2 separate regions of the Homo sapiens genome follow, and region 1 is linked to region 2. A link is a contact called in ENCODE Hi-C or POLR2A ChIA-PET data. All regions are on one chromosome and are shown on one strand. The core of a region is the stretch at or near the end of the contact, and the rest is flanking DNA. Distances in the headings are between cores, read along the strand shown.

Region 1 (7,222 bases), core at 3-2,502, 1.8 Mb after region 2:
ACCTAGCAATACTACTAGAACCACCTCTCCTACAGCATCAGTCAATCCAACAACCCTTACCAAATAGTGTCTTTTTAAAACATCGTTTTTAAAGTGGAGACAGGGTCTCACAATATTGGCCAGGCTGGTCTTGATCTCCTGGGCAAGGAATCCTCCCGCCTCGGCCTCCCAAAGTGCTAGGATAACAAGCGTGAGCCGCCTCGCCAGGCTCCTACCGCCCTGCTGCCTTTCTGAGCAACTTAAGTTTTTCAGACTGTGTTGACAATTACAAGAACTATTTAATAGCTCCACTTATGCAGCACTTACTGTGTGCAAAACCCCGTGATGAGCATCTCCTGTGAATTATTTCTTCCCAAATTCACAAACTTGTCAGATGAGATTACTGTGTACCCAACGAACAGCCAGACACTGGGGCAAAGGCTCAAAAACCATCACAAGGTGGGAAGGGGCCTGAGACTCAGAGACCTGCCTGGTCCCCAAATCCAGTTATTCGGCTCTCGATCCTCTCACCCGCCGCGGCCCCCATCGAACCCGACTTTTCATACTAGAAAGTGACAGGTCCAGATAAAGGCAGCAAAGCCAAATAACTAAGAGTGGCTGCGGGTCCAGCCACCTGGGTCGGAATCCTGGCTCTGCCACTTCCTGGCTTTGTAAACCCAGTCATATCAGCCTCCGAGTACCTCCACTTGGTCATCTACTAAGTGGGGGCGGTAGGCTATGACTGACCCATCCCTGCTTTCCTGGCCCCCAGAGTAGGTCCCCAGTATCGGGAATTGCTCCCTCCGGGCAGCCGCAGACCCCCTGCCGCCCTCCAGCGTGCCCCTAGCCCAAAACCACGGCGGATGGCAGCGGATTATCCAGCCCCGAACGCCGCAAAGCGAGCTCACCATGATGGCGCCTCCTGCTCGGCCAGGTCCGGAAAGAGAGAACGGGCTGGGGTGGGCGGGGAAAGCCTCAAGCGAGTGGCGCCGCCGTGACGTCACATGGGTGCGACGCGGCGCTCTACCACGATCCGGACTTCTCTGTGGTGAGTTGGACGACTGACTAGCCGGGCGATAACGGCAGAGAGCATAGAGCGCAGGAACAAGCGCAACGTCCAAGAGGGAAGGGCCAGCACGTCGGGGGCCTCTCTGGCCCTACCCAGGCCGTGTTCTCGATAGCTTTCCGGAAGAAAGGGATCTGGGAGCGAGATGCGTGTAGCTAGCACGATGCGTCGCGCGGTGACGCTCTGGCCCGACGCCGACGGCCTCTCAGTGGCTCCCGGAGGACCCGGCGGGCCCAGTGTTGGAGGTGAGGAGGCGGGGCTGGCAGGGCTAGTCGGGGCATCTGGAAATTTCCGACCCCACGCTTCGGGCGTTTCCTTATCAGGTTCACCGCTCCCTGATCTCGCGCTGCACTTCGTAGGCGCAGCCGCTGCTTGGGAAGTCCTACTTAAGGTCTAACCCGAGATGATCTTGCTGCACCTCAATCTATAGCATCCTGTATTCCCATCCTTTGAGTTCCGCTTCTCCTTCTCCCCCGGCCCCTAGATGGCCCTTCCCTGACCTAGAAAGAGGGAGACAGAGTTTCATAGGGGAGGCAAAATGGAGACTCCGTGGCTTGGGGGTGGGGGGAATGGAGGCCCAAAGGGTAGGAAGGAGACCTAGAAAGAGGGGTGAGATGGAGACCCAGGGAGAAGTAGTGGCAAAGAAAGATGGTGAGATGGGGCCTTGCAAGGCTATAACCAAATTCAAATCCTGGCTCTGCTAGTTACTAATGGGGTGATTGGGCAAGTCATTTAACCTCTCTGTGATCTTGGGAAAATCACTTAACTTCTTTGGGCCTTACTCTCCTTATGGACAAAAAGGGGATGACAACAGGCCTGGCACACAGGGGTGTTTTTCAGGATTATGAAAGTTAATAAAACTGCTGAGGTCAATATTTTGCACATAATAAGTGCTCAATAAAAATTAGCCTTCACTCCTATTATAGCATACATATTGTGTGCAACCAGATGGACTGGCTGGGGCAGTGATTAAAATGACTTATCTACTCTTCCCCCCACCCGCCAGGGAGGCCCCTGCCTCTTGGTTCTCAGGCACATTGAGCCTGGAAGGGCCTCCTGCAGTTGGCTGTCAATGCTGCTCCTCACTTACCTCTCCTCCACAGAGCTGAAGGTCAGGCCAGGACAGTGAGACCTGACTCCTTGCTCCTACCAGCCTACTATGGCTTAAGACCCAGGGCCAGGGTCCCGTTGATGTAACAGAGCAGAGGACCAGCAGATGAATGGACACCTTGAAGCAGAGGAGCAGCAGGACCAGGTAAGGGACCATCTAAAAGCCAAGATCCTCATACTGTGGAAAGACAAAATCTGAAGCTTTTCTTTAAAAAAAAAAAAAAAAAATTGGAGGCCAGGCGTGGTAGCTCAAGCTTGTAATCCCAGCACTCTGGGAGGCCAAGGCCTGCGGATCACCTGAGGCCAGGAGTTCGAGATCAGCCTGGCCAACATGGTGAAACCCCATCTCTACTAAAAATACAAAAATTAGCCAGGCATGGTGATGCGCACCTGTAATCCCAGCTACTCGGGAGACTGAGGCAGGAGAATCATTTGAACCCGGGAGGCAGAGGTTGCAGTGAGCCGAGATCGCGCTGCACTCCAGCCTGGGTGACAGAGTGAGACTCCGTCTCAAAAAAAAAAAAGAAAAAACAGGGTCTCACTCTTGCCCAGGCTGGAAAGCAGTGGCACAATCACAGCCTACTGCAGCTGCAACCTCCTGGGCTAAAGTGATCTTCCCACCTCAGCTTCCCAAGTAGCCTCCACCATGGCTGGCTAATTTTTTTATTTTTATTTATTTATTTATTTTGAGGTGGAGTTTCGCTCTTGTTGCCCAGGCTGGAGTGCAATGGCACGATCTTGGCTCACTGCAACCTCCGCCTCCCGGGTTCAAGCAGTTCTCCTGCCTCAACCTCCCAAGTAGCTGGGATTACAGGCATGCGCCACCACACCCAGCTACTTTTGTATTTTTCATAGAGATGAGGTTTCTCCATGTTGGTCAGGCTGGTCTCAAACTCCCGACCTCAGGTGATACGCCGGCCTCGGCCTCCCAAAGTGCTGGGATTACAGGCATGAGCCACTGCACCCGGCCAATTTTTTTATTTTTTCTAGAGACTAGGTCTCCCTCTGTTGCCCAGGCTGGTCTTGAACTCCTGAGCTCAAGGGATTCTCCCACCTCAGTCTCTCAAAGTGTTGAGCTTACAGGCATGAGCCACCGCGCCCAGCCTGGGAGCCCTTCCATAAGTGATTTCAGACCTTCTCTCCAGGCAGGTGTTCCAGTGGGATAATTTAGGAATCAGAGAAACTGAGGGGTTGAGGAGGATACTTATTATTTATTATTTAGGTGCACTGGCCCAGTCAGATTAACATCGAAAAAGACTGAGCACCGAACAAAGAGTCAAGTTACATTTTAAGTATTTCGTGGGGTAGGGGGAGATCTGTGCAGGGGGAAGCATATTATAGCAGCGAGAAACAAAGACAGTTATTCAATTGAGACATGCATTACATTATTTCTTACTTTTCAAGGAAAAACATGTTTTAGGACTTGAGTTTATCCTGTCTAGTGACCTTGCAGCTGCACAGTTAGAGAAACAGGGTCTTCACGATGCCTGGGAAAGGGAGTTAGATAAGGCTCACTAGCCACAAACAGAAAAACAGGCAGTTAATTTTTAAAGGACTCAATCTCGGGCCGGGCGCAGTGGCTCACGCCTGTAATCCCAGCACTTTGGGAGGCCGAGATGGGCGGATCACGAGGTCAGGAGATCGAGACCATCCTGGCTAACACGGTGAAACCCCGTCTCTACTAAAAATACAAAAAAAATTAGCCGGGCATGGTGGCGCGCGCCTGTAGTCCCAGCTACACACGGGAGGCTGAGGCAGGAGAATGGCGTGAACCCGGGAGGCGGAGCTTGCAGTGAGTCGAGATCGCGCCACTGCACTCCAGCCTGGGCGACAGAGCGAAACTCCGTCTCAAAAAAAAAAAAAATAAAAAAAAATAAAGGACTCAATCTCTTTCTCTTCCTCAGGGGGAATTGGGTTTTTTACATACAACTGAGTTTTTGCTTACACATTCTTTAATTTCTTTTAATTCCTGTTTCAGTGTGAATAGCTTTCTCCCTACTTCCCAGACAGGACAGCTGAGGCCAAGAATTCAGGGGCTTCCCAGCAGTCACACAGCAAGTGTGTGTGAGCTGCAGGGTCCTTTCTCCTTTTCCTCCTCCCTGTCCTCTCGTCTGTGTGACTTAGGCTCTATGTTTGAATCTCAGCTTCTTTGCCCAGTGTCTCTGCCTTTCCTTCTCCCAGGGCCCCAAGCTCAGTTGCTGTGCCCCAGTCTCAGTCTTACTGGGTTTCTGTTCCCCCTTCTCTCCGTGTCATTCCTTGGCACATACTATCTGGTGCTGTTGCTACTGTGGGTTGGATGCTAGGTACATGATTTGGCAATAAGCAAACTTCTTCCTACATTTGTCTCTCTTTTTTTTTTTTTTTTTTTTTTTTTTGAGACAGAGTCTTGGTCTGTTGCCCAGGCTGGAGTGCAGTGGCATCATCTCGGCTCACTGTAACCTCCGCCTCTTGGGTTCAAGCGATCTCCTGCCTCAGCCTCCTGAGTAGCTGGGATTACAGGTGCGTGCTACCACACCTGGCTAATTTTTGTATTTTTAGTAGAGATGGGGGTTTTGGACCAGTGAGGTGGCTCACGCCTGTAATCCCAGCACTTTGGGAGGCTGAGGCGGATGGATCACGAGGTCAGGAGATCCAGACTATCCTGGCTAACACGGTGAAACCCTGTCTCTACTAAAAATGTAAAAAATTAGCCGGACGTGGTGGCACGTGCCTCTAGTCCCAGCTACTCAGGAGGCTGAGGCAGGAGAATCGCTTGAACCAGGCAGGCGGTTCAGTGAGCCTAGATCGTGCCGCTGCACTCCAGCCTGGGTGACAGAGCCAGACTCCATCTCAAAAAAAAAAAAAAAAAAAGAGAGAGAGACGGGGGTTTCTCCATGTTGGTCAGGCTGGTCTCGGACTCCTGACCTGGCGATCCACCCGCCTCGGCCTCCCAGAGTGCTGGGATTACAGGCGTAAGCCACCACGCCTGGCCTACAGCCTACATTTGTCACTTTCTAGTGAGCTCTGTCCTTGTCTCCTAATGCATATCTCTTTCTCTCTATGCAATTCTGTTTCTAAGTCTCCTAATATATACTTGCCTTTCTTTCAATTTCACCATGTCTTTGCCTCGGTGCATCTGTCAACATCTTCACTTTCTGTCCCAGTTCCTCCCAGCCCCTGGGCTTCCAATATTCTCTCCCTCCCTCACCTTTGACCTAGAGATACTGTCCCCATCTCTCTGTCTCTGTCTTGCCATGTGACTGGTTCATTCACTGGGCAGATGTTTATCTCATGCCGCTTCCATTCTGGTTTGAGCCTGAGATAAATAAGTCTGAATTAATGAGCCTCTCCTTCGCGGCTTCCATTCCAGAAGTGTCTGTCTCCATCTGTCTCCGTGTCTGTCATTTTCAGGGTTTTCTTGTATCCTTACCTTGCACATTCTCAATCCCACTGTTTTGGTCTCTTGTTTATATCTCTGCTTTTCTCTGGGTCTCTCTGACTCTGTAACTGTCCGAAAAAAAAGTATCCTTCACTTTCCCCACTCTCCCTCTCCTCCCAGCTCTCTTATTGCCTCATCCAACCTCTGTGGGTCTCTGCCTTGCTCTGTGTCTGGATCGGATCTCTGGGCCTTTGTTACGCGTGTTAGAGTCTCTGTCTTTGCAGCTAAAGACCTCCTCCCTCACGCCCCTTTTCTTTTGTGAATTCAATGGATGAGACAGGCCCACTCTCCCTTAACAAAGATGGCGACAACGGCGCTGTCTATGGGGCCGCGACGTCGTCTCCGCTGCGCGTCGGCCCTCACCCACGATGGCGGCCAGTCTCCCGAAGCGCGAGGCCCCGCCCAGCTCTCGGCCTCTCCCGCGGCCGGTCCCTGCACCAAGCTCGCGAGCTGACTGGCTCCACCCCCCGCGCCCTCGTATTGGTGCGGCCCAGGCCGGCTGCACGGCCATTGGCTGAGCGGATGCACACCCTCCCCCCACCCCTAGGTCTGATGGGGGCTGTTGGTGCTGACTTGCGGGACCGCCTGGAGGAGGACCCGGCGTGTGAGGAGGGTGCGGGGGTCGGGGCAGGGACCGGAGTCTAGGGGACTGAGGGACCAAGAGGAACAGAGACTCAGGCCCGGGACTGGGGCACCGGGGTGGGAGATGGAAATGGAAAACCTGGGCCAGGACTGAACCCAGCCAGGCCTGGGACTGGGTTCTGGAAATAAGAGTGCGGATGGCGGTTTGGGGGCCCAGGGCCAGACACGCAGGCCTATGGATTGGGGACCAATGGATGGAGACCCAGGTCCAGGTCTCGGGGACCCAGGGACAGAGACCCAGGCCCAAGACTGGAGGACATCTAGGGCTCTGTGCTTGAACCTGATTTGAGGTTCCCATAATGGGGCCAGGGCAGGTTTGGGGGTGAAGCAGACGTCCTGGACCCGAGAGAGCCGCTGGGGATAGGGGGGCAGATGTAGTTCCTAAGGGTGAGTCCACAGGCGGTGGGGGGTGGGGGGCTGTCCTGGCGCTCTGGGCCTGGGGAATGTGAGGGGCAGGACTGGCAGGTGGCTGGGCGGGGCAGTGGGGAACAAAGGTGAGCGAAAGGAGGAGGCAGAATCCGGGCAGAGGGCAGGGAGAGGGCCTGTGGGGAAGGGACCTCAGTCCTGCTCCCACCCGCTCCCTGGAGAGCAGGCGGCCAGACACCCAGGTCAGTGCTCAGGGACCAGCTCTTGGCCCCTGCCCCTTGCAGGCGCTCGCATGTGGCTCCTCTCGGACCCCGTAGTCCCTGTCATATCCCTTCTCTCCAGCTGTCTCCATGCCTGCCTCGTACCCCTCCTATTTGCTCTCCCTTCCACTCTGTCTTGCCTTTCTCGTTGGGGTGAAAAAGTCTTACTCTCTTAAGTATCTTTCATCGCCTGAGTTTCACCTCATTGACCCTGTTTGTCTCCTCTCAGTGTTTCTCTGGCTCTCAGACCCTATCTCTATTGCGTTTGTGATTGTTTTGCTGTTTTACCCACTGCACCGTATGGGGGGTGGGGGTGTCGGGGAGGTGTGTCTTTCAGTCTTTGCATGTCTGTTTCTGCATATCCAATCCCACTATCCATTC
Region 2 (7,034 bases), core at 3,206-5,705:
GCTCCAGGGCCCCGAGTCCCAGGCTCCTCCACCACCTCTTATCTCTCTCTGTTTTTTTTTTTTTTTTTTTTTGTAGAGACAGAGTCTTGCTACGTTGCTGGTCTCAAACTCCTGGACTCAAGCAATTCTCCCACCTCGGCCTCCCAAACTGCTGGGATCACAGGTGTGAGCCACTGTGCCCTGCTTTGTCTGCCCCTCTAGGCCTGTTTCCTCACCAGCAAAACAAGTCTCCCAAGAAGATTCATCTCACCAGGGTGGTTTTTTCATTATATTTTTTGTTATTTTTAAATTTTCAGACAGTGTCTCATTCTGTCACCCAGGCTGGAGTGCGATGGCGCAATCTCGGCTCACTGCAACCTCCGCCTCCCAGGTTCAAGCGATTCTCCTGCCTCAGTGTCCTGAGTAGCTGGGACTACAGGCACCCGCCACCACGCCTGGAAAATGTTTGTATTTTTGGTAGAGACGGGGTTTCACCATGTTGGCCAGGCTGGTCTCAAACTTCTGACCTCAGGTGATCCGCCCGCCTCTGCCTCCCAAAGTGTGGGGTTATAGGCATGGGCCACCACGCCCAGTCAGCCAGGGTTTTTTTAAAGGTTAAAAAAAAAGTTTATAAACTTAGTTCGGTGGCTGGTAGGTGGTAGATACTCAATAAACATTTGAGGTTCAGACTCCTTTGGGCTAAGTCTCAGCTCTGCCACTTCTTTTTTTCTCTTTGCTTCCTAACTTTTTATAAAATTGAAATGTAATTCACACACCATAAAATCCATCCACTTAAAATGTAGACAGTTAAATGGTTTTTGGTATATTCACTTAGTATATATTCACAGTTGTGTAAAAATCACCACTTTTTTTTTTTTTTTTGAGACAGGTTCTAGCTCTGTTGCCCAGGCTAGAGTGCAGTGGCGCGATCCCGCCTCACTGCAACCTCCACCTCCTGGGTGCAGGCCTCCCAGGTAGCTGGGACCGCAGGTGCACACCACCACGCCCAGCTAACTTTTTGTATTTTTAGTAGAGACAGTGTTTCACCATGTTGTCCAGGCTGGTCTCGAACTCCTGGCCTCAAGCGATCCACCCACCTCATCCCCCCAAAGTGCTGCATCAGGCGTGAGCCACTGCACCCCACCTAATATCACCACTATCTAATTTATTATCTAATACCAGAACATTTTCATCATCTCCCCCCAAAAAACTCCCCACCCATTAGCAGTCACTCTCCGTTCCCCCAGGGCCTGGCAGCCACGAGTCTCCTTTCTGTCTCTGTGGATGTGTCTGTTCTGGACATTGTATATGAGTGGAATCATGCACTCTGTGGCTTTCGTGTCTGGCTTCCTTCACTCAGCGTGACGTTTTCCAGGCTCATCTGTGGGGTGGCAAGCGGCAGAGCTGCAATTCCTTTCCGTGGCTGAGTGATCCTCTGTTGGATGGATAAGGCCGTACTTCGGGCATTTGGGTTGTTTCTGCTTTAGGGCTATTATGAATAATACTGCTATGAACATTCGTGTATGAGTTTTCGTGTGGATGGATCATTTCTCTTGGGTATATACCTAAGAGTGAGATTGCTGGCTCATAGGGTAACGCTATGTTTAACTTTCTCAGGAATTGCTAAACCGTTTTCCAAAGCGTCTGCCACTTTCATGACTTAACTTTGGTGCCACTTTGGTGCCTGAGTTTACTGTGAGGAGTAAAGGATATTCCTGGCCGGTCACGGTGGCTCACACCTGTAATCCCAGCACTTTGGGAGGCCAAGGCGGGCAGATCACTTGAGGTCAGGAGTTCGAGACCAGTTTGGCCAACATGGTGAAACCCCATCTGTACTAAAAATACAAAAATTAGCCAGGTGTGATGGGGGGCAGGGGGGAGGCGGCTATAATCCCAGCTACTCGGGAGGCTGAGGCATGAGAATCACTTGAACCCAGGAGGCAGAGGTTGCAGTGAGCTGACATTGCACCATTGCTCTCCAGCCTGGGTGACAGAGCGAGACGCTGTCTCAAAAAAACAAAAACAAAAACATAGAGGTATAGTACAGTGACTGGCACGTACTAAGTGTTACATAAGAACCAGCTCTTAGCAGCATTATATTTTCCATTATGTGATGTTCAGAAAACCATGGCCAAAGCTTACTCCATTAGAAGTTCTGGGCCCATTTCTGTCTGAGACAGGCATGCTCATGCCCATTTTATAGATGAGGAAACTGAGATTTAGGGAAAGGAAGTCTCACAGCCAGAAAGCAGAGGTGGGAGTCCAAAGGCTTTGCTCTGAACCACCTGACCCCAACTTGTGGGAGCCTTCTCTCTTAGGAAAGAGAGCCCTCTAGTCCTGTCTTTTTCTTTTCTTTTTTGTTTTCAGACAGTCTCACTCTGTTGCCTAGGCTGGAGTGCAGTGGCACTGTCTCGGTTCACTGCAACCTCTACCTCCAGGTTCAAGCGATTCTCCTGCCTCAGCCTCCTAAGTACCTGGGATTACAGGCGCATGCCACCATGCCCGGCTAATTTTTGTATTTTTAGTAGAGACAGGGTTTCACCATGTTGGTCAGGCTGGTCTCGAACTCCTGACCTTGTGATCTGCCTGCCTCAGCCTCCCAAAGTGCTGGGGTTACAGGCGCGAGTCACTGTGCCCAGCCTTTTTTTTTTTTTTTTTTTTGAGACAGAGTCTCACTCTGTCGCCTAGGCCAGTGGCACAATCTCGGCTCACTGCAGCCTCTGCCTCCCGGGTTCAAGCGATTCTCCTGCCTCAGCCTCCCAAGTAGCTGGGATTACAGGCATCCACCACCACACCTGGCTTATTTTTGTATTTTTAGTAGAGACGGGGTCTCACCACGTTGGCCAGGCTGGTCTCGAACTCCTGACCTTATGTGATCCGCCTGCCTCAGCCTCCCAAAGTGCTGGGATTACAGGCATGAGTCACCGCCCCAGCCTGAGAGTCTTTCCTAAGCCTCATTCTCCACACACTCTATCCTCCCTCCCCCAACCAACCAAACTGGACCGGAACAGGATGTTACACTCTCCTTCCAAGAACTCCTGCTGAGCCAGGGAAAACCACTTCCTAGCAGGGCAGGGGTCCCAGGCAGGAAGGGACGTTGGGGGGCCTACACCAGGCAGCCACAGCCTGGGAGCAGAGCCGGAGACATATTCACACAGTTAGGAGAACTAGAAGCAAACCCACAGAGTTGACAAAAAGCTCTGCCTCTTACTCCCAAATTCCCTTGTATACCTCTCCCTGTTTTCTTCCCATTTGGAATCTCAAGTCCCCTCCGTCCTGAATCTCTGCATCCTCACGCCTCTGCTGTCCCCTCTAGATGCCCCCCAACCTTCCCTGTCTCCAATCCCCCTCCTCTGGAGTTGTTCCCTTTTGACCTCCACTTTCTCAGTCTCAGTTCCCCTCCTTGGGGCCTCAATGGGCTTTTTACTGGTGACATCCCTTGTCCCACTCCCAAGCTTCCTCCCTTCTTCAAAAGGTCACATTTTGCCTCCAAGGACCCTGTTCCTGGAGGAGACTCCGCCCCCGCTCTGACACTCTTTCTCATTCGTTTTCTTTCCCAACTTCCAGCCCAAAGAACCCTTTCCTAGATCCAAAGCCCCAACCTGGGGGATAGGGGCACTCCTAAATCCAATGTTGAGTCTTTGCCCCAACAAAGATTCCTCCCCAGGTCTCACACTTTCAAGCCTACTCCCCACCCCACAAGATCTCTCCTCTTGGAAAGACCTATTCAGTTGCTCCCCATTCTTTCCGAGTGTCCATCTTACCTCCAGGTCCTCTCTCCTTTTACAGCGCTTTCCCAGACCCTTAAGTTTCATTCCCTACAGTTGCCTCCTTTTGGTTTCCTGTGCCAGGTCTCTTCTTGAGATCATCCCTCTCTCACAGGCAGTCTCCTGCCCCTGTCTCAACATCCCCTCTCCACCTGCAATCAGATCCTTGTCTCTAGAGACTCCTCCCATCAAGAAAACCTCCCTCCCCTTTTCCAAGGTCTCGCGTTCTCGTCCCAGCGCTCCCGCCACACTTCCAGAGCGCCTTCCTCTTTCGGACGCCCTCTCCCCACCTCCAATGCCTTCTCGCTACCCACAAGACTGTGTCTCACGAGTTTCCTCTCGTTTCAAAGCTTCCAACCATCTACAACGTTTCCCACCTGCACAGCCCTTTCCCCTTGGAACACCACCCCCAATGCCCGTCGCCGCGAGACCCCTGGTAACCCCCGCGCGCAGAATCACCGCCCTGTGCCCTCCTTCCCGGCCCTGGATCGGTCCCAATCCCCAGAGCCCGCGCCTGACCCAGACCATCCGCGGCAGAGAAGGGACTTGTCAGCGCCCGATCCAGCCTCGGCTATTTACGCGTGGGCCCCCCCTCCGCCAGTCCCCGGCGTAGCGCTCCCCCGTTACCATGGCGACCCCCGTCCAGACCCCAGCGGCCCCGGTCCCGCGGCGACTGGGCAGCTCCGGCTCAGGGTGCAGTTGTAGGGCCCAGAGCTAGAGCGGACTTCCGGTAGAAAAACCCGCCTGCCTTCTCGCGCACAGACCCCTGGGAGTTGTAGTTTCACCAAAGGGGCCAGCCTGGGTGAAGATGGGTGAAGAGTCAGAGCCAGTCCTTTTCCTACCAAACGAGTCAGATCCCAAGTGCATGCTGGGATTTGTGGACAAACATCTTTACAGAGGACTACAATTCCCGAGATGCTGAAGAACCAGCGGTGAAGGCGTTGCATTCAGGGAAATGTAGTTCTCTTAGGTCCCCTCCCCCCACCCAGGGGAGAAGGGCATGCTGGGAATAGTAGTTTTAAATTTTAAAAAACTGTCCTGGGGAGATAGAAAATGTCTTTCCATTCCTCATCCAGTGATTTCTTTAATTTTTTTAAAAATAGAGACAGGGGTCTAGATATATTGCCTAGGTTGATCTCGAACTCAGCTTCAAGCGACCCTCAGCCTTCCAAATCACCAGGATTACAGGCATGAGCCACCACAACACCAAGCCAGTGTTTTGCTTAAAATACGTTGCGTGTGTCTCTCGGGAGACAACAGTTTAAAAGCATAAATTTGAACCGGCCCGGCGCGGTGGCTTACTCCTGTAATCCCAGCACTTTGGGAGTCCGAGGCAGGCAGATCACTTGGTTAGGAGTTCGAGACCAGCCTAGCCAGCATGGCGAAACCCCATCTCTACTAAAAATACAAAAAATTAGCCAGGCATGGTGGTGCGCACCTGTAGTCCCAGCTACTCGGGAGGCTGAGGCAGGAGAATCACTTGAAGCCCGGAGGCAGAGGTTGCAGTGAGCCCAGATCTCGCCACTGCACTCCAGCCTGGGCAATAGAGAGAGACTCCAAAAAAAAAAAAAAATCTCTAGTTTGGCGGGGGCATGATGGCCCATGCTTGTAATCCCAGCACTTTGAGAAGCTGAGGTGGGTGGATCACCTAAGGTCAGGACTTCGAGACCAGCATGGCCAACACGGTGAAACCATTTCTACTAAAAATATAAAAATTAGCTGGGTGTGATGGCAGGTGCCTGTAATCCCAGCAACTCGGGAAGCTGAGGCAGGAGAATTGCTTGAACCTGGGAGGCAGAGGTTGCAGTGAGCCGAGATCACACCATTGCACCCTAGCTGGAATGACAAGAGCGAAACTCTGTCAAAAAAAAAAAAAACCCTCCAGGTCAGCAGTTAGTTTAGTGTTTTTTTGGTGTGTCTTTGTTTTTGCTTTTTTCTGAAAGAGGGTCTCCCTTGGTCACCCAGGCTGTAGCGCAGTGGCATGATCTCAGCTCACTGAAGCCTCAACCTGCTGGGCTCAAGTGATCCTCCCACTTCAGCCTCCCGAGTAGCTGAGACTACATACACATGCCGTCACACCTGGCTAATTTTTTGTACTTTTTGTAGAGACAGGGTCTTGCTATGTTGCCTAGGCTGCTCTTGAACTCCTGAGCTCAAGCGATCCTCCCTCCTCCACCTCCCAAAGTATTGAGATTACAGGCGTGATTTTTTAAATGGCCTTTATTACATTTTAAAAATTATTTTATTTGCCCTATGAGTATGTGTGTATGTTTGTCTAGATCTCTCATTAGGTAGTGAGTTGTTGAGGGCAGGGACCCTGTCTGATAACTGTATCTTCATTACCTAGAACATGACAGATGGTAAGCAGTCAATAAAGTTATTACTATTAGTACTGAGGGGAGATTGGCCCTAATAAGAACAAAGCATGCCAGGCATGGTGGCTCACTCCAGTAATCTCAGCACTTTGGAATGCCAAGGCAGGCAGATCACCTGAGGTCAGGAGTTCGAGACCAGCCTGCCCAACGTGGCGAAACAGCACCTCTAATAAAAATACAAAAATTGGCCGGGCTTGGTAGCACTTGCCTGTAATACCAGCTACTTGGGAGGCTGAGGCAGGAGAAGCACTTGAACCCTGGAGATGGAGGTTGCAGTGAGCCGAGATCGTGCCACTGCACTCCAGCCTGGGGGACAGAGAGAGAGAGAGACTCCATTTCAAAGAAATAATAATAATAAATTAAATAAATAAAACAAAATGTATTGTAGAATTATGTAAATTTAAGGTATAGTACTGGCAGAATAACCAACACATAGTTGTTGAATATTATAGGGGCAAAAAGAGGCCAGAGATCATTTCTGTCTTGTGTACTTTTCTGTCTCCAACAGGGTTGATACTAGGATGACACAAGCAAAGTGTCCAGGTTGCAAAATTTTAAAAGGACCTCACTCTTAGATGCCAATTCCTGTCTTACACAGGACTGAGAATATGTGCCTCATTAAATTTTGTGCCCTCAACACGTCACTTGCCTCCCCTTAGTCCCAGTCCTGATCTCCAGTGTTCAACTTAATACTTGGCACAACTCTGGTGTTCAATAAACATTTGCTGAATGAATGAATGCATTTGCAGCAAGAAAACAGACACTGCCCCCACCCTCACAGCATTCACAGTCTAGCAGGAAAAATGGACTTAAATGACATAACATAAATAAATTTAAGGCCAGGTGCAGTGGCTCATGCCTATAATCCCAGCACTTTGGGAGGCCGAGGTGGGTGGATCACCTGAGGTTGGGA

Evidence for each region. Hi-C counts contacts between places; a loop is a spot of excess contacts on that map. ChIA-PET counts read pairs that join two places held with the same protein, here RNA polymerase II (POLR2A). Pooled maps may share reads with other maps.
Region 1: a pooled map shows a loop between it and region 2 (6-fold over the local background). The contact joins the promoter of SPHK2 here to the promoter of AP2S1 in region 2. A Hi-C loop is called at or near these places in 4 of 50 pooled maps. POLR2A ChIA-PET finds 5 or more read pairs at or near these places in 2 of 52 experiments (Panc1 and activated naive CD4-positive, alpha-beta T cell).

Annotation. Positions count from the first base shown.
Region 1 is chr19:48,618,254-48,625,475 of GRCh38, forward strand. It overlaps SPHK2 (sphingosine kinase 2), which reads left to right and starts at 1,253. Exons shown (of 7, transcript NM_020126.5): 1 at 1,253-1,290; 2 at 2,149-2,300. The coding sequence starts at 2,262. RPL18 (ribosomal protein L18) reads right to left here and starts at 925. Exons shown (of 7, transcript NM_000979.4): 1 at 888-925. The coding sequence starts at 890. RefSeq lists enhancers at 1-396, 667-1,346, 1,507-1,596 and a silencer at 5,911-6,150.
Region 2 is chr19:46,846,391-46,853,424 of GRCh38, forward strand. AP2S1 (adaptor related protein complex 2 subunit sigma 1) reads right to left here and starts at 4,456. Exons shown (of 5, transcript NM_004069.6): 1 at 4,374-4,456. The coding sequence starts at 4,376. RefSeq lists an enhancer at 4,471-4,780.